Linked DNA regions of Homo sapiens: regions 2 and 3 are each linked to region 1. Evidence: chromatin loops called from intact Hi-C (ENCODE). Cell type or tissue: chondrocyte. All regions are shown on one strand. Each heading gives the region's core, and the rest is flanking DNA. Links, peaks and the distances in the headings are about the cores only. Region 1 holds the start of NFS1 (NFS1 cysteine desulfurase). Region 2 overlaps PHF20 (PHD finger protein 20). Region 3 holds the start of SCAND1 (SCAN domain containing 1).

The links. Hi-C counts contacts between places; a loop is a spot of excess contacts. Peaks named below come from ENCODE experiments on the same cell type or tissue, not always from the same donor. Only the 100,000 strongest peaks of a DNase experiment are listed, where the experiment ranks them.
Region 2: a loop joins it to region 1, with 6 times the contacts of the local background. A loop is called at or near these places in 32 of 110 quality-filtered maps.
Region 3: it touches region 1 in a loop (6-fold over the local background); 4 of 110 quality-filtered maps call a loop at or near these places.

The regions. Positions count from the first base shown.
Region 1 is chr20:35,691,620-35,702,006 of GRCh38, reverse strand. It overlaps NFS1 (NFS1 cysteine desulfurase), which reads left to right and starts at 2,655. Exons shown (of 13, transcript NM_021100.5): 1 at 2,655-2,815; 2 at 3,417-3,526; 3 at 4,207-4,323; 4 at 5,547-5,630. The coding sequence starts at 2,719. ROMO1 (reactive oxygen species modulator 1) reads right to left here and starts at 2,602. Exons shown (of 3, transcript NM_080748.3): 1 at 2,551-2,602; 2 at 2,244-2,374; 3 at 1,027-1,209. The coding sequence starts at 2,374. The coding sequence ends at 1,101. RBM39 (RNA binding motif protein 39) reads left to right here. Exons shown (of 17, transcript NM_184234.3): 17 at 1-660. RefSeq lists enhancers at 1,978-2,197, 1,769-2,428, 2,429-3,088 and a silencer at 2,688-2,877. In chondrocyte, for the core only: CTCF peaks have their summits at 2,482 and 2,684; DNase peaks (open chromatin) are centred at 2,296 and 2,666.
Region 2 is chr20:35,877,873-35,888,259 of GRCh38, reverse strand. The region is part of intron 9 of PHF20 (PHD finger protein 20); the gene reads right to left. It also overlaps the pseudogene HIGD1AP16 and the pseudogene RNU4-40P. Among named protein-coding and RNA genes, the nearest start is that of SCAND1, 71 kb to the left of the region's middle. In chondrocyte, for the core only: CTCF peaks have their summits at 3,592 and 3,818 (motif pointing right); no DNase peak of the experiment used is centred there.
Region 3 is chr20:35,948,172-35,958,558 of GRCh38, reverse strand. It overlaps SCAND1 (SCAN domain containing 1), which reads left to right and starts at 4,057. Exons shown (of 2, transcript NM_033630.3): 1 at 4,057-4,111; 2 at 4,220-4,935. The coding sequence starts at 4,275. The coding sequence ends at 4,814. PHF20 (PHD finger protein 20) reads right to left here. Exons shown (of 18, transcript NM_016436.5): 18 at 8,189-10,387. It also overlaps a transcript of CNBD2 not described here. RefSeq lists enhancers at 3,490-3,699, 3,800-3,999, 4,080-4,339, 4,460-4,539. In chondrocyte, for the core only: CTCF peaks have their summits at 3,782 and 3,981 (motif pointing right); DNase peaks (open chromatin) are centred at 4,098 and 4,518.

The DNA.
Region 1 (10,387 bases), core at 1-5,000:
TCTGGAATTTAGCCAGTTGAGAAGCTACAGAAGTTTCTATTTTTTTTTACAGTGGATGAACTGTTTTGCTTTTTCTGATAAAGCCACTAGGTATATCTAAATAACAACCTCGGGCTGGACGTGGTGCCTTATGCCTGTATATGTGAACACTGGGAGGCGGAGGCGGGTGGATCATGAGGTCAAGAGTTTGAGACCAGCCTGGCCAACACAGTGAAACCCCGTCTCTACTAAGAATACAAATTTTTTTTGTTTTGAGACAGAGTCTCGCTCTGTCGCCCAGGCTGGAGTGCAATGGCTCGATCTCAGCTCACTGCAACCTCCACCTTCTGGGTTCAAGCGATTCTCCTGCCTCAGCCTCCCGAGTAGCTGGGAATACAGGCGCGTGTCAACACACCCGGCTTAAGTTTTTGTATTTTTAGTAGAGACGGGGTGTCACCGTGTTACCCAAGATGGTCTCCATCTCCTGACCTTGTGATCCACCAGCCTTTGCCTCCCAAAGTGCTGGGATTACAGGCATAAGCCACCGCGCCCAGCCTAACAATACAAAATTTAGCTAGGCATGGTGGCACGTGCCTGTTATCACAGCTACTCGGGAGGCTGAGGCAGGAGAAACGCTTGAACACAGGAGGCAGAAGTTGCGGTAAGCCGAGATCGTGCCACTGCACTCCAACCTGGGCGACCAAGGAAACAACCAACCTCAGGATGAACATTGCTTTGGAAATAATGCAATGTGTGACCTTGAGGAAATTTCGGCTTATAAATCCATTTTTTGAAGTAGTTTTTCTCCTTTAAAATGGTGACCGTAGTAACAAGCACAGAGTTGTACTGAGTAATTAGTTGAATAGTATCTATGGAAAATACTAGACACTCCCAAGTTTTCCAATTTTGGATTAAGAGAGGCAGGCCTTGTGAAAGAGATACTAACCCTAGTCATTACGTTAGTCCATCTCTTTAGTGCAGAAGATCCTTGGCAAAGCTGGATAATAGGCTGAGAGAAGAATATTCCTTTAAGAGAGGGACACTGACTACTCAAAGACTTTCTTTTATTAGTACATGGGCTGGGATTGATGGGAAGGGACAGATGTAGTTGGCAACCATGGTTAGCATCGGATGCCCATCCCAATGGCCATGAATGTGCCAAAGGTGCCGCCACTCTGCATCATGGTTTTCCCAATGCCGCCCATCAGCTCTCGACCCCGCATTCCGATCCTGAGGAGGAAACCAAGATGGAGCTATTTGGTAACAAAAATATCAGAAAGAGTATTAACTGCTCCTTTCCAATTTTTTGCTAACACTAGTCTAGCAACCCCTACATCTGATTTTCCACTTACTGGATATTATATCTTACTACCTGGGGTGGGTAATGAGAAGGAAAAAGATCCATCTGGGTCTCCAGGGTATTTTTCTGGTGGATGTCGTATTAACTGCCTTCAGTTTGTGGGAGGCAGCAGATGCAGTGTAAAATACATAGAGAAACCAGCTTTTTTGACTGGTGTTGCCTGCAGTTTAAGACCCAATAAAGACATCTGTCTTTTAGTTTCTTGGTGTTAATGATTTTGGAGTAAGGTGGGGGTTCAAGAGTCAGCTCTACAATTTACACATAGTGTCAAGTGTAAAATGGGCATCTCAACATTATTTACAGGATTTTGAAAACTACAGTATTTAGCACAGTGCTTAACATAGAGTAAGTGCTCTGTAAATGATAATTTACAATCTAGGGATATGGCAATAACAGCCTCTAAATGTGAAAATGACCTTTAGAGTGTAAAGTTTAACTGCTTTATCTCTGTATCCTGTATCCAGAATAGTAAAACCGCTGAACGAGTTTCTTTCCTTATGCGCAATTGGAAAAAAAAATAAAAGCAACAGTAGTAACTAGTTACTGAGCACTTAATATGTGCCAGATGCTGTGCAAAGTGTGCTGATCGAATTTTTACAACTCTATAAGTTAGATGCTACTGTCTTCATTCTACACTTAAGGAAACCCAGTCTCCAACTTGCCTAAAGTCACCGAACCAGTAAGAAAAGGGCCAGAAAGCATTTTGACTCTAAAGCTCAAATTCTTAAGCACTGACGCTTCCAACCTGACTTTACAGATTGAAGGTGGTTTGGAATGAGTCTGGCTCGCGAGGGGACAGAGAGGGAAGTCGAAAGAAGGAGGCTGTGTTCAGGCTCCAGGCCGAATGGGGCAGGGCCGGAAGGTCTGGTTGTCCTGCCCAGAGATCACCGCCCGCGCCCCTCACCTGAGACAGGAAAAGGTGCCGAAGAGCGCCCCGGCCGCCATGCCCACGGCGCAACCCATCACGAAGCCCATTTTGACACGGTCGAAGCAGCTTGGCTGGGACTGTCCGTAGGGACCCACGGCCACCGGCATCTGCGGGGGATAGGAAAGTGTGGGCCCAGGCGCTGGCCCAAGAGTCGGGCGGGGACGGAAGCGGTAGGCTGGGAAGTGGGCCCAAGGGCTCAGGGGAAGTAAGGGAAGGAAAATCAGTGGGTAGCCCGACTCCACCACCCTCTTCGCGTTCCGGCCCCGCGTCGCCCGGCGCCTACCTCACCTCGCTCGCGGGCTGGGTCGCTCAGCTCTACGTCTCTCACGGAAAACGACGGGGAGGGCGCTCGCGGCCCGATGAATCGCTTCCGGAGCGCCGGGCAGCACTTCCGGGAGCCTGGGGCCCAGGACTGCAGCGGCTTCGGAAGGTGGGCTCTGCCAGCGGGACCATGCTGCTCCGAGCCGCTTGGAGGCGGGCGGCAGTGGCGGTGACAGCGGCTCCAGGGCCGAAGCCCGCGGCGCCCACTCGGGGGCTGCGCCTGCGCGGTACGCTCGGGTCCCGCTCTCCGGGAGGCGCGGACCTGTCCCCTCCGCGCGGCGACGCAACTGAATATTCCGGAGCCTTCCTGTCCACCCTGCTGCCCAGACCCTCTGACCCTTCTCTCAAATGACACATCCCTCAAACTTTCTTAGGCGGGTCCCCGAACGGTTGACCCCGGCGCACCACCCCTCGCACCCTGCGCGACAGGCCCCCAGAGCCGTGGAGGCGCGTCCTTCAGACCGCTCCTGGCCAAGTTACAGATGCTGCTCCGGGCTCCCGTGCAGACCGTTACCTTCGGTCAGAAGGGACTGCACCTACTCTGGCTCCACGTTCCTTCTAAACGTCTTTGCCCTTTAGAGCCTTCCTTCCTACGATACCATTTGAATATCAACTCAACACCCCCTCCAGGAACCCTCTCTCCCTCTCCCTTACCTCCTTTTACAGCGTGTCAGGTATCTGGTGTTGTTTTCTTTCCATTGAGATTCGACCCTAGCATCCCTTACACTTATCTCACCTCCAGCCAGATTTTTCCTTCTGCCCTTTGGATGCCATGCGTTCATAGTTGCCTTCGGTCTTACTTGGCTACTCCGTTCCATTTTTTATCAGTTGGAGACCGTGCTCCTCAGTCTGCGGTTCCCGCAGATACAGCCGCTGCCCCGGAGGTGGGGCCAGTGCTGCGACCTCTCTATATGGATGTGCAAGCTACAACTCCTCTGGTAAGGATGAAGCTTTTCCCAAGGCTGCTTATAGGAAGTAAATGATGGGCGTGATCACGCAAAGAAATGGCTGAATCCCTGGAGAAGTGAGAGCCGTGAAGGTGTGCTGGAAAAAGCACTGAGCGAGGAGTCGGGAGGCTTAAATTCGAGGCCACTGGCATTGGCTTTACTACTCACTAGCAATTGACCTTGGTCAGATCACTTCAGCGCAGGCTCTATAGTATTAGTTAAAAGCATGGGCTCTGGAATGAGCAGAACGGCCACTTAGTAACTGTGTGAACTTGGACAAGTATTAAACGGGTTAAAAGACTAATGCAAGTTTTCACCAATGTGTGACCAGGGGTGTTTGCCTAGGCCCTGTCCTGTCCCAGCCCCTTATAGATCACATTACCTGGCAGGAATGGAAACACCAGCAGAAACAGATGTCGGAACAAGGCAGTGTTTGTAGACTACCTGAGGGGAGGCAGAACAATCCGAGTTGGGATGGGTTGTGAGTGGGAGTGTATTAGGTTGATATTTGGTGGGTAGTTTTGTGGGAACAAAAGAATGTTTGAGGCCTCCTCTAGGCAGTGCCTGAGGGGTTGAGAGTGTCTTAAGGCAGGGTGGCCAGGTCTGAGGGGTGGAGTGGGACCTGAATTGACGATGCGCTCAAGGAAAATGATCTGTTCTGTTGTGTTCAGGACCCCCGGGTGCTTGATGCCATGCTCCCTTACCTAATCAACTACTATGGGAACCCACACTCCCGGACACATGCTTATGGCTGGGAGAGTGAGGCAGCCATGGAACGTGCTCGTCAGGTTAGTACACAGGAGTCTAGGAGGTTCTAAGGTCAAAGAGGGGCAGTGGCCTGTGGGAGGCATTTCTTTCTTGGTAGGTGTGCATGGAGGTAGAAATGGTTTTGGATTCTTTCTGGAAGAGATTCAAAGAGCAGCCTTGGAGTTTGACTGCAGGCATTTGATTGGTTCCCATATTTCCTGGCTAAATGACTTGGGCAAGTTATCTAATTTCTTTGAGCCTTATTTTCCTCATTTAAAACAGAGATTGTGGTAGTTTCTACTCTGTAGGGTTACTGGGTGGATTAAATAAGACAATGCTGATAAAGTGTTTATTACCACAACATCTGTAAGTAAGAAGTACTATAAATAGTAAGAGCTCAATAGTTCTTTTTTTTTTTTTTTATGAGATGGAGTTTTCACATTTGTTGCCCAGACTGGAGTGCAGTGGCGCACGATCTTGGCTCACTGCAACCTCTGCCTCCCGGGTTCAAGTGATTCTGCTGCCTCAGCCTCCCAAGTAATTGGGATTACAGGCACACGCCACCATGCCTAGCTAATATTTTTGTATTTTTATTTATTTATTTATTTACTATTATTTGAGACAGAGTTTTGCTCTTGTTACCCAGGCTGCAGTGCAGTGGCACGATCTCGGCTCACTGCAACCTCTGCCTCCCGGGTTCAAGCAGTTCTCCTACCTCAGCCTCCCAAGTAGCTGGGATTACAGGCATGCGCCACCACACCCGGGTAAATTTGTATTTTTAGTAGAGACGGGGTTTCTCCATGTTGGTCAGGCTGGTCTTGAATTCCCGACCTCAGGTGATCCACCTGCCTCAGCCTCCCAAAGTGCTGGGATTACAGGCTTGAGCCACCATGCCCGGCCTAATATTTTTGTATTCTTAGTAGAAATGGAGTTTCACCATGTTGGCCAGGTTGGTCTCGAACTCCTGACCTCAGGTGATCTTTCCACCTCGGCCTCCCAAAGTGCTGGGGTTACAGGAGTGACCCACCACACCTGGCCAATAGTTCATTAAAAAAAAAAAGTTATTATTTTGCATTGGGCTGGAAAAGAGCCTGGGATCTGGGATATAACTAGAATCTGATTCTTGTAGGTGCAGACCTTCATCCAGGGCAATTTGGTGGAATGCAGTGGAGCTCTTCTTGCTCCAGGGCTGTCCCACCTGTGTCTGCAGCTCTATTTCTGCCTGGGGAACTGATGTTATATATCTCTGTTTCTTGGCTTGCAGCAAGTAGCATCTCTGATTGGAGCTGATCCTCGTGAGATCATTTTTACTAGTGGTGCTACTGAATCCAACAACATAGCAATTAAGGTAAGAGAAGGGAACCAGAGGGTGTATGTGGGCTTTCCTGACCTAGGAGATAGTGTCCCTCCATCATTTGGACTCGTATATGTATTTCGCAGCCATCCATCCCCACCCCATTGTGAAGAGAAGGCTTGCAGTCTTTCTGATTTGTTGCTTCCTTTAACCCTTTGCAGTCTACTCTTTCTTAAGTCTTTGCTGCTGTTGGTCTGAGTTGAGTGAGGCAGTTGGATAGCAAAGGAGGTGGCCCTCAGGCCATTAACCACTTGTTTTTTTTTTGTCTGGCAGTTACTTCAGAGAGTGGATAATGGTGATTGAACCTTTTCTCCATTCTTCTTTTTTTTTTTGATACATAGTCTCACTCTGTCGCCAGGCTGGAGTGCAGTGGCGCAATCTCAGCTCACTGCAAACTCCACCTCCCAGGTTCAAGTGATTCTCCTGCCTCAGCCTCCAGAGTAGCTGGGAGTACAGGTGCCCGCCACCATGCCCAACTAATTTTTATATTTTTAGTAGAGATGGGGTTTCACCATATTGGCCAGGATGATCTCAATCTCTTGACCTGATGATCCTCCCATCTCGACCTCCCAAAGTGCTGGGATTACAGGTGTGAGCCACCGTACCCGGCCTTTCTCCATTCTTTTTATCTAGTAACAACAAGTTATATATGTGATTTCAGGGCTGTCCTCCTCTCAGCCTTCCTTTTTCTTTCTGATCAGATCTATTTGCAACAAGTTCCTCCTGTTTCTTTAGATATCTCCATTTTGAAGTGCTTGTCTTTGTGGTGCCCTCTGCAGGCATTCACATGGTCACCCATTCTGGGATCAGTCATTTTGTCCTGGGTACATAGAAGATCTTTGGTGCTAATGCAAGGAAAAGGTACTTTTAGTAGTCACGTTGGTGTTTCATAGAACATAGTCAGATTTCACTGGGCCTGGTTGCCAGGATTATGTGAGTAAATGCCAAGGCTCTGAGAAATTGTGGCTTGCTGTACTTTGAACTCTGGCTCCACTTGCTCTCATCTTTGTCTTTGAACTGTGCTGCCAGTGTTGGTTTCTTTGACCTTGGCCTGAATATAGGAGGCCTAGGACGGGCTTCAGGGTCATCAGCACTCTGCCTGATCATGTTAACAGGAAGGCATCCTTCCTTGGGACTGCAGAGACCAGAGAGTCGGGGTGAAGGTTCCTCCAAAGGTGGAGATGGTTTCTGAAATGGAGAGCATTTTCAAAACTTCGAAAATATTTTCTTTGGAAGTCTCCACAGATTCCAAACCAACAGGTCAAGGATCGCTAAGAGTACCTGTGATGATGTTTCTTTTAATCTCCATGATTGGTAGAGTAAAATAATCTATAAATTGTTAAAGAAATCTACATCATGGGTAACTGAGATAAAATAAGGTGGGTGGGTGGTGAAATGTCATTTAAATGAAATTTTTATAAACAACTGTAACATTTTGAACTATCATCACCATCCCACAACCATTTTTTCTTTTTTTTTTTTTAGACTGAGTCTCACTCTGTCATCCAGGCTGGAGTGCAGTGGCACGATCTTGACTCACTGCAAGCTCCGCCTCCTGGGTTCACGCCATTCTCCTGCCTCAGCCTCCTGAGTAGCTGGGACTACAGGCGCCCTCCACCACACCCGGCTAATTTTTTGTATTTTTAGTAGAGACAGGGTTTCACTGTGTTAGCCAGAATGGTCTCGATCTCCTGACCTCGTGATCCGCCCTCCTCGGCCTCCCAAAGTGCCCCACAACCATTTTTACTTACTGATGTAAATACTTTTTAGGATAAAATAGAGTATAAATCAATTATAAATGTTTCTCATTTATGTTCTTTGTCCTCATGAACAGACCATTTTTACATAGTTATAATTTTGTCCTATATGGTTTAATATTCTGCTTTTATTTTATTTATGTGTTTATTTTTTATAAGACAGGGTCTCAGCCGGGCCCAGTGGCTTACACCTGTAATCCCAGCACTTTGGGAGGCTGAGACCGGCAGATCATCTGAGATCAGGAGTTCGAGACCAGCCTGACCAACATGGTAAAACCCCGTCTCTACTAAAAATGCAAAAACTACCTGGGTGTGGTGGCACACCCCTGTAGTCCTAGCTACTTGGAAGGCTGAGGCAGGAGAATCAGTTGAACCCAGGAGGCAGAGGTTGCAGTTGCAGTGGGCCGAGATTGCGCCATTGCACTGTAGCAACAAGGGCGAAACTCTGTCTCAAAAAAAAAAAAAAAAAAGACATGGTCTCATTCTGTCACCTAGGCTGGGGTGCAGTTGCACAATCACAGCTCACTGGAGCCTTGAACTCCTGGACTCAAGCAATCCTCTCATCTTAGCCTCCCAAGTAGCTAGGCTTACAGGCGTGTACTAGCACGCCTGTCTAATTTTGTTATTTTAATTTATTTATTTATTTTTTTTTGAGATGGAGCCTGGCTCTGTCGCCCAGGCTGGAGTGCAGTGGCGTGATCTCAGCTCACTGCAAGCTCTGCCTCCTGGGTTCACGCCATTCTCCTGCCTCAGCCTCCTGAGTAGGTAGGACTACAGGCTCCCACCACCACGCCTGGCTAATTTTTCTATTTTTAGTAGAGATGGGGTTTCACCATGTTAGCCAAGATGGTCTCGATCTCCTGACCTTGTGATCCGCCTGCCTTGGCCAACCGAAGTGCTGGTTTTACAGGTGTGAACCACCGCGCCCGGCCTGTTATTTTAATTTTTGTAGAGATGCGGCTCTCATTATGTTGCCCAGGCTGGTCTTGAACTCCTGGGCTCATGTGATCCTCCTGCCTTTGCCTCCCAAAGTTCTGGGATTACTGGCTTGAGCCACTGCACCTGGCTTTTTATTCTGCTGTTAAAGGTAATAGTCTTTTATAAGCTCTGGGGAGAGATGCACATTTTCTTTCCAAGTTTTTAATTTTTGAAAAATAATTCTGTCACATATGGTGTGTTTTTTTAAAACCAATGGAAAGATTTAAAATGAAGTGTAGGCCGGGTGCAGTGGGTCAAGCCTGTGATCTTAGCACATTGGGAGGCCGAGGCAGGCAGGTTGTCTGAGCTCAGGAGTTCGAGACCATCCTGGGCAAAATGGTGAAACACCATCTCTACTAAAAAATACAAAAAATTAGCTGGGTGTGGTGGCTGTAGTCCCAGCTACTCGGGAGGCTGAGACAAGAGAATTGCTTGAACTCGGGAGGCAGAGGTTGCAGTGGGCCGAGACCACACCACTGCACTCCAGCCTGGGTGACAGAATGAGACCGTCTCAAAAAATAAATAAACAAAAATAAAATAAAATGAAGTGTAAATCTTCCTCTCCTTCCCCAAGGACCCCAGTCCCTGATCCTGTTCTGCAAAGTTGATACTGTTAATTCTTTTTTTTTTTCCCAAGGGGGAGTCTTGCTGTGTCACCCAGGCTGGAGTGCAGTGCCGTAATCTTGGCTTACTACAACTTCTGCCTCCAGGGTTCAAGCGATTCTCCTGCCTCATCTTCCTGAGTAGCTGGGATTACAGGAGCCTGCTACCACACCCAGCTAATTTTTGTATTTTTAGTAGAGACGGGGTTTCGCCATGTTGACTAGGCTGGTCTCAAACTTCTGACCTCAGGTGATCCACCTGCCTCAGTCTCCCAAAGTGCTGGGATTACAGGTGTGAACCACTGCTCCTGGCCCATTTTTTTTTCTTTTTTCTGTTTTTTGAGACAGAGTCTTGATCTCACCTAGGCTGGAGTGCAGTAGCCAGATCTCAGCTCACTGCAGCCTTGACCTCCTTGGCTCAGGTGATCCTCCTGAGTAGCTGGGACTACAGATGTGTACCACCACGCCAGGCTAATTTTTTTTTTTTTTTTTTTTTTTTTTTTTTTAGTATAGATGATGTTGCTCAGGCTGGTCTTGAACTCCTGAGCTCAAGCGATCCTCCTGCCTTAGTCTCCCAAAGTGGTGGGATTATAGGCATTAGCCACCACCACATCCAGCCCCCTTTTTTTTTTTTAATTAATTAATTTATTTATTTATTTTGAGATGGAGTCTCACCCTGTCGCCCAGGCTAGAGTGTAGGGGCATGATCTCGGCTCACTGCAACCTCTGCCTCCCAGGTTCAAGCGATTCTCCTGCCTCATCCTCCTGAGTAGCCGGGATTACAGGTGCGTGCCACCACACCTCGCTAATTTTTGTATTTTTATTTTTATTTATTTATTTATTTTTTGAGACAGAGTTTTGCTCTTGTTGCCCAGGCTGAAGTGCAATGGCGTGACCTCGGCTCACTGCAGCCTCCAACTCCTGGGTTCAAGCGATTCTCCTGCCTCAGCCTCCAGAGTATCTGGGATTACAGGCATGTACTACCACGCCTGGCTAATTTTTGTATTTTTTTTAGTAGAGACGGAGTTTTTCCATGTTGGTCAGGCTGGTCTTGAACTCCCGACCTTAGGTGACCCTCCCTTCTCGGCCTCCCAAAGTGTTGGAATTACAGGTGTGAGCCACCGCGCCTGGCCATTTTTGTATTTTTAGTAGAGATGGGGTTCCACCATGTTCGTCAGGCTGGTCTCAAACTCCTGACCTCGTGATCCACCTGCCTGAGCCTCCCAAAGTGGAGGGATTACAGGCATGAGCCACTGCACCTGGCGTTCTTTTTTTTTTTTTTTTTTTTTTTTTTTGAGATGCAGTCTCGCTCTGTTGCCCAGGCTGGAGTGCAATAGCACTCTTGGCTCACTGCAACCTCTGCCTCCTGATTTCAAGTGATTCCCCTCCCTCAGCCTCCTGAGTAGTTGGGATT
Region 2 (10,387 bases), core at 1,750-6,749, 180 kb before region 1:
CCTGTAATCCCAACACTTTGAGAGGTCAAGGTGGGTGGGTCACCTGAGGTCGGGAGTTGGAGACCAGCCTGACCAACATGGAGAAACCCCATTTCTACTAAAAAATACAAAATTAGCCGGGCATGGTGGTGCAAGCCTATAATCCCAGCTACTCAGGAGGCTGAAGCAGGAGAATTGCTTGAACCAGGGAGGCGGAGGTTGCGGTGGGCCGAGATCGCACCATTGCACTCCAGCCTGGGCAACAAGAGCGAAACTCTGTCTCAGAAAAAAAAAAAAAAAAAAGGTAACCCTAAGCAGTGTTTTCTTTATCTATTTTCGGGGGAGGGTGTGGAGTTAAACCCTAAAATGTTTCCTAATAATCCCTGCCTCCTGGTATTCACGCCCTGATATAATCTCTTCCTCTTGAGTGTGGGCAGAACCTGTAACTTCTTCTTTTTTTTTTTTTTTTTTTTAATTCAGTCTTTGTAGACATGTCAAAAATTGCCATTGCCAACCTATGTTGTAAGTTGTCACTTTGGTGTATTGGGAAAATTTTCAATTATTTTAATAATCATGCCTCAGATAAACCTCATTGGCTAGGATACTGCCACTGGGCAAAGCTGTAACCTGTCTCTAACAGAATATGGCGAAGGAGACAGTATGTCACTTTCATGATTGTATTAGGTAAGACTACAGTGTCTGTCTTACTAGGAAACACTCTTCCTTGCTGTCTTAGTGAAACAAGCTGCTACATTGTGAGCTACTCTATATGAAGCAAGGAACTGAGTGCACCAGCAAAAACCAAGGCCCTCAGTCTGACAGTCTAGAAGGACTGAATGCCGCCAACCATCAGGTAAGCCTGAAACCCTCCCCAGTAGAGTGCTCAGATGAGAATACAGCCTGAGCCAACCCTTGGATTGTAAGCTTGCAGAGGACCAAGCTATGCTTGAACTCCTCACCCACAGAAACTGTGAGAAAACAAATGTGTTGTTTCAGCTACTGTATTTGTGGTAATACTGTCACACAGCAATAGATAATATAGAGGGGGATCAGCAGCCCACTCATTTTCTATATATACTTGAGTAATGTTTTATACTTTTCCTTTTATAGTAAGCATACACTATGTTTATACTTTAAAAAAAGTTTGTAAATTGTTTTCTGAAATTTGGCTTAGAAATAAATATCCTATTTAATATTTTGTGTACCCATTGCCAGTATCAGATGACCTCACAACTGGATGACTATGATTAGATTATGATGATGGTGATATTCCGTCTGGCTGGCAATGCTCAGTCTGGCATTCAAGGCCCACGTCACTCCAATAGTGGCATCTTGCTTCCAAACGCACCTCCCATTCATCCATAAGGAGGCCTCAGCTCCTGCTCCAGCAACTGCTTCATGCTCTCGCAGTTCACACCCCTGCTTGGCCTGTGCCCTCTTCCTGCCATTCCTCCCTGGCTCAGCCAAGTCTTCACTTCCATCCAGACCCAGCTCACTCCACAAACAGAAAGACATCCAGATGGCCCTGGCTCTCAGGGACCACATGCCATCAATTCCTGCCACAAATGACTATCTGCTCTACCTCATCATCAGCACTTAACATCTGCTCCTGGATCCTGTTATTTGTCACTTCTCCAGCCAGGGGAAAAGAGCCACTTCTCATTGTCATGTGTTCCCTCAGGACCAAGGCCCAACACAGTTGCTATTCTTGTCGGCAATCACGCCATGTGGCCCAGCAGTTTGATACCTTTTTGATATATATTTCACATAATATAATGAATAAAATATTTTTCATGTCTATGAAGGAATAATTTTTTCAGCTTGAAGCATCAAAAAGCAATCAAAGATTAGCGAAGGCCAGGCACAGTGGCTCACACCTGTAATCCCAACACTTTGGGAGGGTGAGGCAGGCGGATCACTTGAGGTCAAGAGTTCAAGACCAGCCTGGACCAGTCTCTACTAAAGCTACAAAAAAAAAGCTGGGCATGGTGGTGGGCACCTGTAATCCCAGCTATTTGGGAGGCTGAGGCAGGAGAATCACTTGAACCCAGGAGGCGGAGGTTGCAGTGAGCTGAGATCTCATCAGTGCACTCCAGCCTGGGCAACAGAGTGAGACTCTGTCTCAAAAAAAAAAAAAAAAAGTATTTACTGACATAATCTCAAGATTATAATTTTTTGGCATTAAAATAAATAATGATAGAAACAGATTATAACCCATAGAACGACATAAGAATCCATGAGCCCATGCAGATAAACAAACAAGGAAAGGAAGGAAAGAAGTGAGATTAAACCCCCCTAAGGCAGAATATAAACTAATACATGTTGAAAGAATGATGAAAGTTAGATATCACCATTTGGCAGCCATCACAGTAAAAATTGTTTCAGGCAAGAAATACCAGTAGATGCTAAAATAATGGGTGAAAGTTTGATGAGGAAATAAGATATTTACATAGTCTCAATGTTTCTCTCACAAGAAATGTATTCATTATAAAGGGGGTAATAACAGCTTTATAGTAGAAAAAGCTGGTAGATACTACCTTAGGTAAGTGATAAAAGTTAATGTCACCAGTAAATGGGACAAACAGGTTTTCATGTGCTTCCTGATAGAATGCACCTGAAAAGGTCACAACATCACTTACGTGGTATTTCTGTGGAAAGTGAATAACCCAAATCAAATTATGAGGATACATCAGAAAAACCCAAATTGAGGGATATCATATTCAGAAATGTAATGTCAAGGTCATAAAAGACAAAAACTGAAGATCTCATTTTTAAAAAGTAAAAAAAAAAAAAAAAAAAAAAAAAAAAAAAAAGCTTATTCCCCTGTCCCCCACTCCAGTAAAAAAAGTAGAAGACTGAAGGTCTGTTTCAGATTAAAGAAGACAAAAGAAATATGACAGCTGAATTCAACGTGTGTATCTGGATTGGATCTTGACCAGAAATAAAAAAAATTTACCCCCATTTTTTCCACAAAGAACATTATTAGAACAAATGGCAAAGTTTTTAAAAGGTGTTGATTTTGATTATATTGTGGGAATGAAAGAGGATGTCCTTGTTTTCAGGAAATACACACTGAAATATTCAGGGCTAAAGGTCTGCAATTTATTTTCAAACAATTCAAAAACTACATTAAAAAATCTGGGAGAGGGCTGGGCATGGTGGCTCATGCCTGTAATCCCAGTACTTTGGGAGGCCAAGGTGGGTAGATCACTTGAGGTCAGGAGTTCGAGACCAGCTTGACCAACATGGTGAAACTCCATCTCTACTAAAAGTACAAAAAAAATTAGCCAGGCGTGGTGGCGTGTGCCTGTAATTCCAGCTACTCGGGAGGCAGAGACAGGAGAATTGCTTGAACCCAGGAGGTGGAGGTTGCAGTGAGCCAAGATCTCATCACTGCACTCCAGCTTGGGCGAAAGAGTGAGAATCCATCTCAAAAAATGAAATAAAATAAAATCTGGGAGAGAATAATAAAGCTAACATGGTAAATTGCTAGCAATTGGGGAATCTATATTTTCCAACATAGGGAAAGGTATAAGGGAAATCTTTTTGCTATTTTTGCAACTTTTTTATAAATCTGAAATTATTTTTTGTCATTCTTTTAACCCATGCTACATAGATGTATAAGTCTAAATTATTTCAAAATAAAAACTTCCTAAAAATATATTCAGGAAAAAATATGCATCTACATACGTAGGAAAAATACTTTGAAGCCACAAATACTCAAGTGGAAGGAAAGGAACCACACCGACATATAGTCCTGGTGAACATTTCAAGGCTAGCCCCTGGAATGCAGATCTCTGCACTCAGCCCCCACAGAAATCACTGAGCACTCATTCCACAAGGTGGCAGAGCTGCCCCAAATGCCAGAGTTAGGTTGGAACAGCTAGCCCTAGACTAGATGTGTTGCCCTCCCAGCTCCTCCTCCTCCTGCTGCCCATGAGCCTCCTTCACACCAATTTCTCAGATTGTGACTCCATCTCGGTTTAAAAACGCAAGACTATGGCACCGACTCAGGAAAGCAACACTAAACAGTGACTAACGCAGCATCCCAGCTTCCAGGGACCTGGCTGGATGCTTCTGAAGATGGTCATGGTCCCGCCCTATTTCCGCTTACTTACGTTAATACATTCCTGGTGAATGAGTTCTCAACAACCTCCCTTTCCCCCAGCAATCTTTCTGGATCGTCCTGTACTCACACCACTAAACCTATGTTTCCAAAGAAACACCAGAAACACCATTCAGTTTCCAGATCAAGACATTTTCCACAACTCAAAGAATTCAAAAGGCACCACCCAGTCCTGGAGTACTGACATCACTTGTACCACACACCACCCTCCAAATCTAGCCACCCTACTAAGCCTCTTACTCTGAGTGTACACACTGCTTTAATGAGTGCCCCGAGAGCAGAAGTTTGCATCACATACTGTGCAATGCCCCTAAAGGCAGGGACTCTGTTCATTTCACTTGATTTATATAGCACCCAGCATCTTATCAGATGGAATTAGGCACTCAGCAGGAAAACAACAGTTACAGACTCTGGGCCAGACACACTGGCTCACACCTGTAATTCCAGCACTTTGGGAAGCCGAGGCAAGTGGATCGGTTGAGCTCAGGAGTTTGAGACCAGCCTGGGCAAAATGGCAAAACCCTGTCTCTACAAAAAATACAAAAATTAGCCAGGAGTGACGGCGAGTGCCTGTGGTCCCAATGATTTAGGAGGCTGAACAGTGGGGAGGATCACTGAAGCTCTGGAAGTCAACACTGCAGTGAGCCGTGACAGCGCCACTGCATTCCAGCCTGGATGACAGAGTGAGACCCTGTCTCAAACAAAAATTTAATTTAATTTTACCAACCTCTACAATACTGACCATTAGGAAGTGTGCCACTCTAGCTAACTCACTCCTTCATGCCAAATATTAGGCTCTTTGTCTGTAAAACAGGGAGAATTAATAGGGAAAAGTTAGAAAGAACTTAAATATCTTTCAGCAGGGGCTAGGTAAATAAATTATGGAACATCCATACAATGAAATAAATTATACGTAATTGTTTTTGTTTTTGTTTTTCCAGAGACAGGGTCTCACTCTGTTGTCAAGGCTGGAGTGCAGTGGTAGGATCATAGCTCACTGCAACACCGAATGCCTGGGCTTAGAGAGATCCTCCCATGTCAGCCTCCCGAGTAGCTGGGACTACAGGCGTGTGCCACAATGCCTAGCTAATTATATTCTTTTTCTTTTTTCTTTTTTTTTTTTTTTTGAGACAGAGTGTCGTTCTGTCACCCAGGCTGGAGTGCAATAACGTGATCTTGGCTCACTGCAACCTCCGCCTCCCACGCTCAAGCAATTCTCCTCTCTCAGCCTCCTGAGTAGCTGGGACTACAGGCACACACCACCGCACCTGGCTAAACTTTTGTATTTTTAGTAGAAACAGGGTTTTGCCATGTTGTCCAGGCTGGTCTCCAACTCCTGACCTCAGGTGATCTGCCTGCCTTGGCCTCCAAAAGTGCTGGGATTACAGACTTGAGCCACTGTGCCTGGCCTAATTATATGTAATTGTGAAAGAAGATAGGGCTGGGCATAGTGACTCACACCTCCAATCCCACCACTTTGGGAGGCCAAGGCGGAGGCCCAGAGTTCAAGACTAGCATGGTCAATATATCTAGACCCTGTCTCCACAAAAAATTTAAAAATTAGCCAGGCTTGGTGCCACATGTCTGTAGTCCTAGCTACTCAGCAGGCTGAGGTGGAAAGATGGCTTAAGCCCAGGAGGTTGAGGCTGCAGTGAGCTATGATCATGCCATTACACTCCAGCCTGGATGACAGAGCAAAACCCTTCTCAAACAAATAAATGAATGAATACATAAATAAATATTACCCATCACATTACTGATATGTTCCCAATGGATCTACTTGCTCTGGCTGGGGATAAAAAGTACTCAATAAAAGTGTGCTTGAACAAGGCCCAGAGGTAGGAGTGTAACAATACATATACCATGTAACCACCATGGAATGTAAATTCAGGTTAGACAAGAGAATTTCACAAGTGTAATAACATTCTATGGTATATAAAAGTTTGGGTACACTGTCTGGCCAAACCAGCTTGCTCTTAAGTCATTAATCAAAACCATTATGGGTAATTTGTTCAGTTTAATGTTTACAATTCTTATGGAAAAAATAAGCAATGAACACATTTAAAAAGTGTTCATTTACCTTTGCATGAGTGCTTAAAATAAATATTTCTATTTCAAGATGACATTTAAAAATTATTCTAATATAACAGCAGCAAAAATATAGTTTGCAATTACTAAAGAACTCAACTAGAATCCGTAAGTTATGCCTGCAGGATAGCAAGGAGGCCATGTGGCTGCAGCAGAATCAATAGGAAGGTGAGGCAACAGGTGGCCAGAAGAAGCTGGGCCCTGCAGGCCAGTGTATGGCCCTGAGGCCCTCATGACCAAATACTAACAGTAGTGGGCCATGGGACTATGGGAGACAAGAATGTTAGTTGAATTATCCTTGTATATTTCTGGAGTTCTTTTCAAATTTATGAATATTTTTTCAATTGCCCAAAAAAAGCATATAGAATAAAAACAAGATGACTGCCATAAATGGGGTGAAAGGCAAAAACTGATAAAGTCTGAAGAAGGTCCTGATTTTGAAAATTATACTGTGGTAATGTAGAAGAATGTCCTTGTCTTTAGGAAATATGGAATATTTTTTTCTTTTTCTTTTTTTTTTTTTTTTTAGACAGAGTCTTGCTCTGTCGCCCAGGCTGGAGTGCAGTGGTGCTATCTCAGCTCACTGCAACCTCCACCTCCTGGGTTCAAGCAATTCGCCCACCTCAGCCTCCCAAGTAGCTGGGATTACAGGCGCACACCACCATGCCCAGCTAATTAAATATGGGATTTTCTAAAAAGTACTTAGGGAGGCCGGGTGCGGTGGCTCACGCCTATAATCCCAGCACTTTGTGAGGCCAAGGTGGGTGGATCACCTGAGGTCAGGAGTTCAAGACTAGCCTGGCCAACATGGTGAAACCCAGCCTCTACTAAAAATACAAAAATTAGTCGGGCATGGTAGCACGTGCCTGTAATCCAAGCTACTCAGGAGGCTGAGGCAGGAGAATCTCTTAAACCCAGGAGGCGAAGGTTGCAGTGAGCAGAAATCGCACCACTACACTCCAGCCTGGGTGACAAGAGCGAGAAACTCCGTCTCAGAAAAAAAAAAAAAAAAAAAAAAGGTATTTAGAGATAAAGGTCTGGAACTTATTTTTAAACAATTCAGAAAAAGTACTTTCTAAAAAAAAATTTTTAATTTTTGTTTTCTTTGAGACAGAGTCTCGCTCTGTCATTTAGGCTGGAGTACAGTGGCACAATCTTGGCTCACTGCAATCTCCGCCTCCCGAGCTCAAGAGATTCTCCTGCCTCAGCCTCTCGAGTAGCTAGGACTACAAGCATGTGCCATCACGCCTGACTAATTTTTTTATTTTTGTAGAGAAAGGGTTTCACTATGTTGGCCAGGCTGGTCTCGAACTCCTGACCTCAAGTGATCTGCCCGCGTCAGCCTCCCAAAGTGCTGGAATTACAGGCATGAGCCACCGCATCCCATCTAGAAAAAGTACTTTAAAGAGTAGAATAATAAAGTAAATATGGTAAATTGCTAGCAATTGGGGAATTTGGTTAAAGGTATATTCTTTGTACCATTTTTTAACAACATTTTTAATAACAAATTATTTCAAAATAAAAACTTCTTTAAAATATATGCAGAAAAAATACCTTATGGCCACAAAATAGCTAAATGGAAGGAAAGCAATCCTGCCAACACAGGCTATCTCCCTATCCTGAAAATGAAGCATTTTTCAGTTTCTCAGTAAATTCCTCAAAGCAACCAACCTCAGTTTGGCAGCAACTTACCCCACCTTAACCCACTTCAGGAAGTCTGCAATTACCTCAAAACACATACCTGACAGTCTCAGAAATCGCCCTATGGTCATGCTGTGCTAGCTGCTTTGCCTCCATTTTCAAATGCCTAACTGCTGCCCATCCTTCAGGTTCCCGTGCAAGTACCGCCTTCTTCCATCCCTGCCGCTAAAGCACCAACCTAAGTATCACCTCTCCCCAAGAGGCAAATAGCAAATCCAAATAGCAGTTAATGAACACTAAGTCCAAGAGTGCCCACTCATCTTTGCATACGCAACAGTTAGCAGTCCTAGGCATATGGTAAAGGCTCAGTAAGTGAGTTGAAGTCAATTAATTTCTTTCTCTCTCTCCTTTCTCTTTCTCTCTTTCTTTCCTTCTTTCACAGGGTCTCACTCTGTCACAGCTCTGGAGCACAGTGTTGCCATGATCATGGCTTATTATAGCTTTGACCTCCTGGGCTCAATCGATTCTCCCACCTCAGCCTCACAAGTAGCTGGGATTACACGCACATGCCACCACACCCGGCTAATTTGGTTTTTTGGGGTTTTATTCTGTTTTGTTTTGGAGGGTTTTTTTTTTTTTTTTGGAGAGATGGGGTTTCACCATGTTGCCCAGGCTGGTCTTGAAGAGGTCAATTTGTTTTTTTGTTTTTTTTTTGACATGGCTCACTTACTTTAATAATAATACATATACCATGTAACCACCATGGAATGTAAATTCAGGTTAGACAGGAGAATTTCACAAGTGTAATAACATTCGATGGTATATAAAAGTTTGGGTACACTGTCTGGCCAAACCAGCTTGCTCTTAGGTCATTAATCAAAACTACTGTAGGTAATTTGTTCAGTTTAATGTTTACGATTGTTACAGAAAAAATAAGCAAAGCACACATTTAAACAGTGTTCATTTACCTTTGCATGAGTGCTTAAAATACATATTTCTATTTCAAGATGACATTCAAAAATTATTCTAATATAACAACAGCAAAAATATAATTTGCAATTACTAAAGAACTAAACTAGAATCCATAAGTTATTCTCATGTTTACAATTGTGATTCTTTAATAAATACTACCATTATGCAGCTGTATTGTAAGTTTTCCAGATTTGGTTTAAATACATGCACATATATATATTGTCAGTTGTGGGAAGCTTTACAAGTTATAGTCCATGCACTTTTTGGACAGAGTTCTAAAAGAGCCAGCCAGTCCACAAAACAGGCAAAAAAAAAGTTAAATTAACTAGGGCAAATAGGACTCTTCTATAACATCCAAAATATGTGAGATTCTGCAGCAAACTGGGAGTACTTCAGGGTTGGCCTGTTATCTTCCTTAGAACTAAGTTCATCTTAACAATTTAAGAAGGTGGACATTCAACACCATCAAGTGCATTTAGGTGACATGTTTCTTTTAAGTTAACTTGACTTCCTTGAATGACCTAGTTAGTAAACTAGTCACTAGTAATTCAGTCAACAGGCAAATCAAGCCTGCAAGAAAGGAAGCCAATATTCAAAATGCCGTGTTACCATCTAAACCCATACAAATTAGTTTATTTTCAACAATAATACGTAACTTCAATAATGAGACGTCTAACTAAAACAAGCTCCTCCTACAAGAGCAAGACAGCGTCTCTTCTTCTAAGGCTTAGGTTTTGCCCAGAATTCTCGATACATGATATAACAACAGTCATTGCTCCTACAACAAAGCCTTGGGCTGCCACACCCATGTGGATCAGATGAAGGGACATTTTAGTATTTCCCCTGCTCTTCAATTTGTATAATCCATATGCAACAATTGCTGCAAAACCTTCTATTCCAACAAGTACGAATGGTGCCTCTTTAGCTTTTTGAATAAGTTTGGATCCCTGATCTTCATCATATGAATTCAGAAAGGGAAACATCTGTGTTTGTCGACATAGTGATTGCTTAAACAATCTCCCTAGAGCAAGAAAATCTCGCACACGCCAACCTGAAGAGGTCCATTTCTATGTAGCAGGCACACATTTTCACTGTCATTCTTCTCTCTATTCTCATAGTTTCATTCTAAGTTTGTCATGACATCATCTTACTTTCTTGTATCATAGGTATCTGAAGTCTCATCCATTCGTCTGGACAGAAAGACCTGGAAGGGCCTAGAACAGATGTCGCATTCATCTCTCTAACCCCCAGAATAATGAATTCTCTATCAGTTTCCATCACAATACATACTTGATGATATGAAAAACCATAGACACACACAATTTCCCAAACTAAAATGGCTGTAGATCTATGACTCTCCTGCTCAAGAAACCATAGAGAACACAAATTCATTAAAGCTAAAATACTATAGGCATTACACTAAATCTTAACTGGTTAATTTAAAAGTAAATAATTTGCAAAAACTATTATAGTCATCATGCTAAATCTTAACTAGTTAATTTATAAGTAAATCATCTGTTAATTTTTGATACTTCAGTGACAATTCATTCGTTTTATAACTAACAACAAACACAGCAAGAT
Region 3 (10,387 bases), core at 1,547-6,546, 260 kb before region 1:
TATAGTTATGCAAGATGTTACCATTAGGGAAAACTGACTGAAGGGTACATGAAACCTCTCTGAACTATTTTTGCAACCTTCTATGAATCTATAATTATTTCCAAATAAAAAACTTATTTATTTTTTTGAGATGAAGTCTCACACTGTCACCCAGGCTGGAGTGCAGTGGCACGATCTCAGCTCACTGCAACCTCTGCCTCCCGGGTTCAAGTGATTCTTCTGCCTCAGCCTCCCAAGTAGCTCGGATTACAGGTACCTGCCACCATGCCCAGCTAATTTTTTGTATTTTTAGTAGATATGGGATTTCACTATATTGGCCAGGCTGGTCTCAAACTCCTGAACTCGTGATCCGCCTGCCTCGGCCTCCCAAAGTGCTGGGATTACAGGCATGAGCCACCATGCTTGGCCAATGAAAAGCTTTTTAAAAGACGTATTCTCCAGTGTGATGGCTCTGATAAAAAAGAAAATAAGTATCCAAGCTTCTTTTCCACAACCCTCAACAACCAAGTGCCATCAAAAGGCACTGAGGTCTCTGAAAGAGTCTGGGACTCATATGAGAGCTCTGCCTTCTCAGGGATGGTCTGCAATCCACATTTGTCCTCTTTCCTTTAATCAACACTGAAGCTACCTAGGAGTCAGGCCTTGTGTTGGAAGCTAAGTGATATGAGATGAATGAGTTATGATCCCTTCCCAAGTGAACTCCCAATCTAGGGATAAAGAGGCCTAATAAGATAAGAGTTTGGACTAAAAGTCAAAAGATTTCTGTCCTCATGAAACCACTTACTAGCTTTCTTATTTTGGACCAATCCTTCATCTTCTGACATCTTGGTTTCTCAATCTGCAAAATTCAAAAGAATGAAATATAAATGTATATTTTAAGCTTAATCTGGGACTTCTGGGAGGGTTCAAGGATATATGTAAATTACATGAAAGTAGATAACTGCATCCCTTTTCGAAGAAGAGGCATTATATGTTTTTTTTCAGATTCTGGGAATCTGAATGTTTTAACTTTTATCATGGACATTTTCAAGCATATACCAAAGTAGAGTGTACATACTGCCAATCTTTCAAGCCTTCTAAAGTGCTGAGATTACAGGCATGAGCCACCGAGCCCAGCTAATTTTTTGTATTTTTAGTAGAGACAGGGTTTCATCATGTTGCCCAGGCTGGTCTTGAACTCCTGAGCTCAGGTGATCCGCCTGCCTATGCCTCCCAAAGTGCTGGGATTACAGGCATGAGCCACCGCGCCCGGCCAACTACTGAGCCAATCTTGTTTCATTTATTCCCTCCACATTATTTTTTTACTGCTGAATCACTTTAAAGCAGGCTTACCGGCCCACAAAGGGCTGGATTTTTAAATTCCATTTCTAAGGGCCCTTCCAGTCTGACATTCAATGATTCTAATAGATCTCTCAGGTCCCTCCTCCTATCTCTAATAATTCACGATTTCAATAGGGATGGAAGAAATAGACTAGAGATCTAACATAACATCTCATGATTCCAGGTGCCACAAAAGTTCATTCCCTTTCACAAGAAGATAATAACTAAATTTTAAACATGGAATTCTAGGACATTTATGATTTAACCCCCACCAGTGTTCCAACCTCATCTCTCACCCCTTCTCCAGATCCCAACCACTTTCCCATATAGCCTGCAGTTTCCACAGTTTTGCTCCTACTCACTATGTGCCTTTGTACAGGCAGTACCTTCTACCTGGAATGTCCCTGAGCCCCACCCATTTTGTTCTTGAGTCTCAGCTTGAAGTCTCCTCCCCAGTGAAGACTTCTATCACCTCTTGCCTCCACAGAAGGGTTAGTGTGCTCCCTTAGGCCTAGAAACTGAGTACCTGTTACCACACAGGGAATAGCACTGTTGGTCACTCTGGGCAGCAAACCCAACTACTGAGGGGCCAGACAGAAGTCAAGGTTTGAAGCCAGTAGGCATAACAAACACTAAGACCCTGCTTTCTCACCTCTAAAAAGAAAAGAGAGAAAAATATCAACTCTAAATAAAGCAACAACCTGAGAGCAACAGTAAATGCAAACAACATTCTATTTCAGAGAACCATAGGGAATGGTTGAGATTGAGACCAAATGGGACAGAGTATCTTGTCTAAAGGAAGTCGTCTCTACTCAGTGTCAGCTGATTGTTGACCAGCAGGAATTTGGGTCCAGTGTGGCCAGCTCTTCCGTTTTTTCAAGAAAAATTAGAAATCCAGATTTGCATGTGAAATCTCCCAATTTTTACATGTCAGCAACTAAAAAACATTAAAGGCCCACTGCAACGACTTTCAAGGTTTTCAGGCTATGGAAATGATTTCATGAGGGTCCACTTCTACCCATCCAAAGGAAACATCCTATGGTAGGGGTAAGTTTTATATCAGGGCTAATGGCATGTTAATGGTTGTTAAACCTGCTCCTCCATCCTGCACGGGCTCAAAAGGACTGCAAGGTCATAGAAAACCTTTCATATGAGGCCCCTGTCCTTTGAGGGCCTCAGTTTCCCCTTCTGTAAAATGAGGATATAAAACCTATTTGTGGCCCGGCACGGTGGCTCACGCCTGTAATGCCAGCACTTTGGGAGGCTGAGGAGAGTGGATCACCTGAGGTCAAGAGTTCGAGACCAGTCTGGCCAACACGGTGAAACTCCATCTGTACCAAAAATATAAAATATTAGCCGGGTGTGGTGGTGGGCGCCTGTAATCCCAGCTACTCGGGAGGCGGAGGGAGGAGAATCGCTTGAACCCGGTAGGCGGAGGACTCAGTCTCAAAACAAAAACAAAAACAAAAACAAAACTATTTGTGAGTCAGCTACCAAACAGAAAACCACCTGGCCGAGGGCTGTCAGGGCCACGTGCTTTTACCTACATCATCTCACTGAATTCTCAATTACCTCTGAGAGGTAAGTTCTATTACATCCACATTTTACTGATAAGAAAACAGTAGCTCAGAGATAGCAAGCAGTTTACCTAATAAAAACAAGAGCAAACTTCTTAAAAGCCCTTTCTCTCCAACGGCTTAATTTATTTAATCCTCCTAACAACTCTGAGCTGGGTATCGTCAAAGGGGATTCCACCAAGGTAGCCTCACTCCAACACTCTAACCCAAGGCTGCTCAACAGAAATATAATGTAAACTGCACATGCAATTTAAATGTTTTTAGAAGCTGCATTTAAAAAGTAAAAACACAGGTGAAATTAATAACATTTTTATTTGACCCAATATATGCAAAACATTATATTCCAACATGTAATCAGTATTAAAAAGTATTGAGATAATTTTTACATCAGTTTTTTCGTACTAAGTCCCGTATTTTACAATATAGCACATCTCAATTCGCTATATTTCGAGGGTTATCAACTAGCTACGTTGCAAGAGCTGAGTCAACTCAGGAGGCCAGCGGCCACCATAAGGGGCAATGCATTTAGAGTTCACTTATTAAATGCTGACGTTAACAGAACCCACAGAGCCGCATTTCCCTTGGTTTCGGAGGACACGCGAAAAATAACAACAGCAAAGGGTTCTCGAGCATCTCCTTCGCGCCAGACGGTGTGTTGTACTTTGTCATCGTCGCAGTAAGGCCGGTGCTATCGCCCTCCTAGTTTGACCAAGCGAGAGGACTTTCTCCAGATGGGCCCCTCCCGAGAGAATGGTCGCCGTCCCGCTCTCCTGTTCGGGTCACCACCGGCCGGGCGCCACTCGAACGAGCCCCGGCCAGCCGTCACCCTAATCATTCCCGAAGGAGGGGCCATCAGAGCTACAGCTCATCAGGGTCAATCAGAAGGGGCGCCCGCACGCAAAGGTCACCTGCAAACCGAAGCGGCGCACGGATAAGGTCCGGGACTTGAAGTCTATCTCCAAACATTCAGGCTCCTCCTCCGACTCCTCCTCGAACTGGCGCTCAGAGGCGCCACCATTCGGAAGGAGCCCAGGCCACGCGCAGCTCGCCCTCCCGCACCGCGAGGGCAGCAGCCGCCTCATGCGACTCGAGAACGCTAGAGGGCGCCGCTTCCGGGAGCCCGCAAGCGGCTTCCGGGTGCTCGCGCGCCGACCTGGACGCAGAGAAGCCAGAGACTTTCGCTTCCGGCTGCCGCAGGCGCTTCGCTGGTGCAGGTAAGCTCCGCACACTCTCGGCCGGTCCCGAGTCCGACTCCCTCAAGGGTGACGCGAGCTCTGCCCTTTAACCGGAAACGTCTCCCTGCTCACCCCACCCCCGCGCAGACGCAGTGCTGAGCACACAGCTACCGGACAAAGAGTGACGCCCGGAGCTGGAGTTATGGCGGCTACGGAGCCGATCTTGGCGGCCACTGGGAGTCCCGCGGCGGTGCCACCGGAGAAACTGGAAGGAGCCGGTTCGAGCTCAGCCCCTGAGCGTAACTGTGTGGGCTCCTCGCTGCCAGAGGCCTCACCGCCTGCCCCTGAGCCTTCCAGTCCCAACGCCGCGGTCCCTGAAGCCATCCCTACGCCCCGAGCTGCGGCCTCCGCGGCCCTGGAGCTGCCTCTCGGGCCCGCACCCGTGAGCGTAGCGCCTCAGGCCGAAGCTGAAGCGCGCTCCACACCAGGCCCCGCCGGCTCTAGACTCGGTCCCGAGACGTTCCGCCAGCGTTTCCGGCAGTTCCGCTACCAGGATGCGGCGGGTCCCCGGGAGGCTTTCCGGCAGCTGCGGGAGCTGTCCCGCCAGTGGCTGCGGCCTGACATCCGCACCAAGGAGCAGATCGTGGAGATGCTGGTGCAAGAGCAGCTGCTCGCCATCCTGCCCGAGGCGGCTCGGGCCCGGCGGATCCGCCGCCGCACGGATGTGCGCATCACTGGCTGAGCGGTGGAGCTGCGGGCGGCCAGGGCCGGGCGCTCTGTGCGGACTGGGGCCATGATCGGGCCCGGGGGCCTGAGCCTGGGACCCCACCCCGTGTTAATGAAAAATGAGTTTTGGCAGCGCCTGTGGTCTGGTGTGTCTCTTTCATTCGTTCTTATTGGGTTTATTTTACCAAGCCTGTTTCCTACCGCCTTTCTGGCTGGTGGCGAAACGAAGTTGGGAGTCCGTAACAATAAGGCCTTCGTTGGCTATAGTGGGATCTTTAGATGTTGACTGAACCTAGGTTATCCCTCTACCACACATGGGAAGTTTTTCACCTGGGCTCCCAAGGACCCACTTGGGTTTCTTACACGCAAAATAGCTGGCTCTATTAAATGCTCACTTAACTGGCTACCTCTATACCAATATGGGCACCAACTTGCACCTGCCCTTTGGGTACAGGCTTCCCAAAATGTCCAAGTTACTGGGCCATTTTAATGTGAAGTGTTTACTGCACACCTTCACAGAGATAGGCTAGTTCTTGTGAGCTCTGGCTTATGCCGCCAGGCTTGCTCAACTTCCTTGCCAAATTTTAGGCCTGTGGTAGGAATAAAGCAGAACTAGTTGAAGTAATGGATTATTTACATTACTGAAGCTACTCATTTTAATGTCTCTCCGGCTGGCTCCCTTTTGGTGTTTAAACTAGCATAATCGTTTACAAAGGGAAGAAAGAATTTGGCAAATAATGAGGACCTGTTCTGAAATCTTAAACCTACTCTGTTTCCAGAGGCTTCTGCCCAACCAGGAAGGAGCTAGTTAGGGTCCATGGACAGCTTGGATTGGTCCCAGATAGGTCCTATTGCAGTGAGTGCCATTTGTTAATATAAGGAAGGCCAGACTTGTCTTCCTTGCACTGCTCTCAACAATCAAAATCAGCCTGCAGTTCACACCACAAAGCATGAGTGAGACTGGGCTGGAAGTTGGTGAGGGGCAATTTGCTTTTGAATATTAAAGACAGACAAATTGAGAAGTATTTTTGCATTCTTGGGATTTCTTGGCAGAGTTTGCACCTGCCTCCCTGGAAAAAGATAGTTGTTTAGAAGGTAAGAACAGCCTTCTTTAAAAGGTAATGTTTAAAGAAGATTAGAATAGGTGAAGAAGGACAAGCACAGTGGCTCACGCCTGTAATCCCAGCACTGTGGGAGGCAGAGGCGGTGGATCACTTGAGATCAGGAGTTCGAGACCAGCTTGACCAACATAGTGAAACCCCCATCTCTACTAAAAATAGAAAATTATCTGGGTGTAGTGGCACATGGCTGTAATCTCAGTACTTTGGGAAGCCAAGGCGGGCGGATCACTTAAGGTCAGGAGTTTGAGACCAGCCTGACCAACATGGTGAAACTGTCTTTCTACTAAAAATACAAAATTAGCCGGGCTTGGTGGCGCACGCCTGTAATCCCAGCTATTCGGGAGGCTGAGGCAGGAGAATCGCTTGAAACCAGGAGGCGGAGGTTGCAGCGAGCAGTGATCGCGCCATTGCACTCCAGCCTGGGCAACAAGAGCGAAACTCCGTCTCAAAAAAAAAAGAATGGTGAAGAACTTTATACAGTCATGCATCTCTTAATGGGGATGCGTTCTGAAAATGAGCCCTTAGGCAGTTTTATTGTGTGAGCCTCATAGAGTGCACTTATGCAAACTAGATGGTATAGCCTACACACACCTAGGCTTTGTGATAGAGCCTACTGCTCGTAGGCTACAAGCCTGTACAGCATGTTACTGTACTGAATACTATAGGCAGTAACAATGGTAAGTATTTGTGTATCTATACATAGAAATGGTTAAGTAAAAATATAGAATAGGCCGGGTGCGGTGGCTCACACCTGTAATCCCAGCACTTTGGGAGGCCGAGGTGAGCGGATCACGAAGTCAGGAGTTTGAGACTAGCCTGACCATCATGGTGAAACCCCATCTCTACTCAAAATACAAAAATTATCTGGGCTTGGTTGCGGGCAACTGTAATCCTAGCTACTCAGGAGGCTGAGGGAGGAGAATTGTTTGAACCTGGGAGGCGAAGGTTGCAGTGAGCTGAGATCGCGCCATTGCACACCAGCCTAGGCAACACGGTGAGGCTCCATCTCAAAAAAAAAAAAAAACATTTATATATATTTATATATGTATATATACACACATGCATATATACACATACACATATATATATGCATATATACATATACACACACACACACATATATATATATATATATAAAAGTAAAAAATAAGAGTTTGCGGGACTGGACATTGTTCTGGCTGGGTAAGTGGTGAGTGAATGTGAAGATGTAGGACGTTACTGTACGCTACTCCAGAATTTATATAAACACTGAACACATAGACTAATTTTTTTTTGTTTGAGAGAGGATCTCACTTTGTTGCCCAGGCTGGAGTACAGTGGCACAATCTAGGTTCACTGCAACTTCTGGCTCCCAGGCCTAGGTGATCCTCCTGCCTCAGCCTCCCAAGTAGCTAGGAATACAGGTGCATGCCACCATGCCTGGCTAATTTTTGTAGAGATGGGGTTTCACCATGTTGCCCAGGCTGGTCACGAACTACTAAACTTATTTTTTTTAATTTTCTTTCTACAATAATAAATTAGCCTTAGTTCACCATAACTTTTTGTTTTTGTTTTTTGTTTTGTTGAGACAGTTTCACTCTGTTGCCCAGGCTAGAGTGCAGTGGTACGATCTCGACTCACTGCAACCTCCTCCTCCTGGGTTCAAGCAATTCTCCTGCCTCAGCCTCCCAAGTAGCTGGGACTACAGGCATGCGCCACCATGCTAATTTTTGTATTCTTAGTAGAGATGGGGTTTTGCCATGTTTGCCAGGCTGGTCTTGAACTCCTGACCCCAGGTGATCTGGCCGCCTTGGCCTCCCAAAGTGCTGGGGTTACAAGCGTGAGCGACGGCACCCAGCCTTTTATTTAGAGACAGGGTCTCCATCCTCAGCCTCCCTAAGTGCTAGGATTACAGATCTGAGGCACCTTGCCTGACCAACTTTTATACTTTGTAAGCTTTTAAATTTTAACTTTGACTTCTGTAATAACACTTTGTGTTTACACACATGGTACAACTATACAAATATATTTTCTTTATATCCTTATTCTATGAGTTTTTTTCTAGTTTAAATTTTTTATATATATTTTACTTTTTAGATTTTTGTTAAACACTAAGACAAATCCACGCATTAGCCTAGGCCTATGCAGTAGGACCATCAGGACATCACTAGGTGATGGGAATTTTTCAGCTCCATTATAATCTTATGGGACCACCCTGTATATGGGGTCCATGGTTGACAGAAACGTTATATGATGCATGACTGTAACTCAACAATACGTAACTGAAACATAGCAACAAGAACCTGTTTTATTTTTTCCAAATACAGATACAGAAGTCTGCGTGTTTTGCAAATATTGCTTCAAAGCAACATTTCTATATACAGCGCCTTCTGTTCTAATAGCGCGTAAACATAGATATGTATCCACAGTGCAATGTTGGCTCATCAAGGATCCACCTTGCATACACTTACCACTTAAAGAAACAAAATGATTAGTCAAACCGGAACTATTTTTGTCAAGGTAATTTTTTATAGGTGGATAGTTTTTCTAAAGACAAAACTTAGGTAGTGCACATATTTCTTTCTTTTCTTTTATTTTTATTTTTTTGAGATGGAGTCTTGCAGTTGTCGCCCGAGCTGGAGTGCAATAGCGCAATCTCGGCTCACTTCAACCTCCGCCTCCCAGGTTCCAGCACCTCTCCTGCTTCAGCCTCCCAAGTAGCTGAGATTACAGGCGTCCGCCACCACGCCCAGCTAATTTTTGTACTTTTAGTAGAGACGGGGTTTCACCCTGTTGGCCAGGCTGGTCTCGAACTCCTGACCTCAGGTGATCCACCTGCCTCGGCCTCCCAAAGTGCTGGGATTACAGACGTGAGCCACTGCACCCAGCTGATAGTGCACATATTTCTAAATGGTAACAGCAATGTTTGCAAATAACGGTTTCCAGTGCTCCAACATAGGGTTAATTCACCTTGACCCAGGAATTGGGAATGGAGCCCCTCAACATGGCTTTAAATTAGGGAAGCACAATGAGGTTATAAGAACTTGGGGAGTCTTCTCTGCTTCCCTAAGAACAAAAGTCACAATGAATGAAAGGAGATTACTTCCTTTACCAAAAATTTAAACAATAATCCCAATAATGGCCAGTTGGCAAAATTAGGGCAATTCAGTTTCTGCTTACATCGTTGAACAAGACATGAAATTGACTACCTTAAAAGTTACAGCTTCCACAGATGTGATTAAAACTCAAATGTATTTTCAGAAAAGAAAAATCAGTAATCTAATAATACAACAATCATCACGCCTCACAGGTGTGGCTACAGAAAGCCATCCTGTTTCTTCCCTTTTCAGACTGCATGACAGAACTCTTACAATGCAGCTGTCTGAACGTGCATGCCATGCACGCCTGTGCATTTCTTCCCACGCCAGAAACACCAACGTTAGCAGTGAGAAACAGCCTCTTGTAGAGGAATCGTCGTTTTGTTATAGATGTTATAGCCACGTGTATTCTCTCTGATGGACAGCTATAGCAGATCAGCTTATACTTGTCCTATAATTCATTATATATCAAATGGTGAGCAAATCACTAGACAGAACATTCCCTGAAATAGATTTTAGTACAGAGGCCTGAATTCATGTCCACAATGACCTGTGCTTAACTATTCCAAAGGTCGCTAAAGATACTGTTACTACTATTGAGATATTATTGGCTACTTCACGTTTACATAGTAAATGTTTGCAGCATATAACATTACAGACTCATAAACCCATAATTAACTTATAAGTGTTAATGGACAACTGTGCTTTGATTTTTGCCTTTAGTGATAAGAAAACAAAGTAGTGAAATGGGTCACTCCTCAAAGCATGGAACATTTTAACTTTGCCTAGTAAGGAAAAACAAAACAAAATATAGCAATTACATGTGGAACCGTAACCTGCAAAAGTAACACAAATATTGTCTCAAAAGGTACAAATAGGTTGTACCTGGACCTTAAGCAGCATGATCACCTTGCTCTCACAAAATAATACAAACAGGAAATGTAAAATGTTAAAGTATAGTAACAAAACAATTCTGAAAACGCTGACTACTAAACACCCTTCAGGAAGGAGAAAAGTCGCACATGTAGAATTTGAAGTTTGTTTACAACAATATAAAATAAGGTAATTCCCCAAACCACATTCTTTGTAACAAATCTTTACAGTGAAAGAGTTTGAAATTTTGGGAAACATTTTTGGACATTAAATAGAACGGGGAAGCTGTCAATATTAAGAAGTGGGTAGAAAATGCTGTCCTTTGGGTTCCAGACCCTGCCTGCTTCGGTTTGGAATTCCTCCTAGATTCTTATTACTGTGAGTGAGATTCTAGTTCTTCCATAGGCTGTATGGGCTCTGCTACAAAAGCCATAACCCAGCCAGCTCTGGGGTGAAGGCATACAAACTTGTCCCCAGTACCATGAAGTCATGCAAGAGATGTGGTGAGAAAAGTGAAG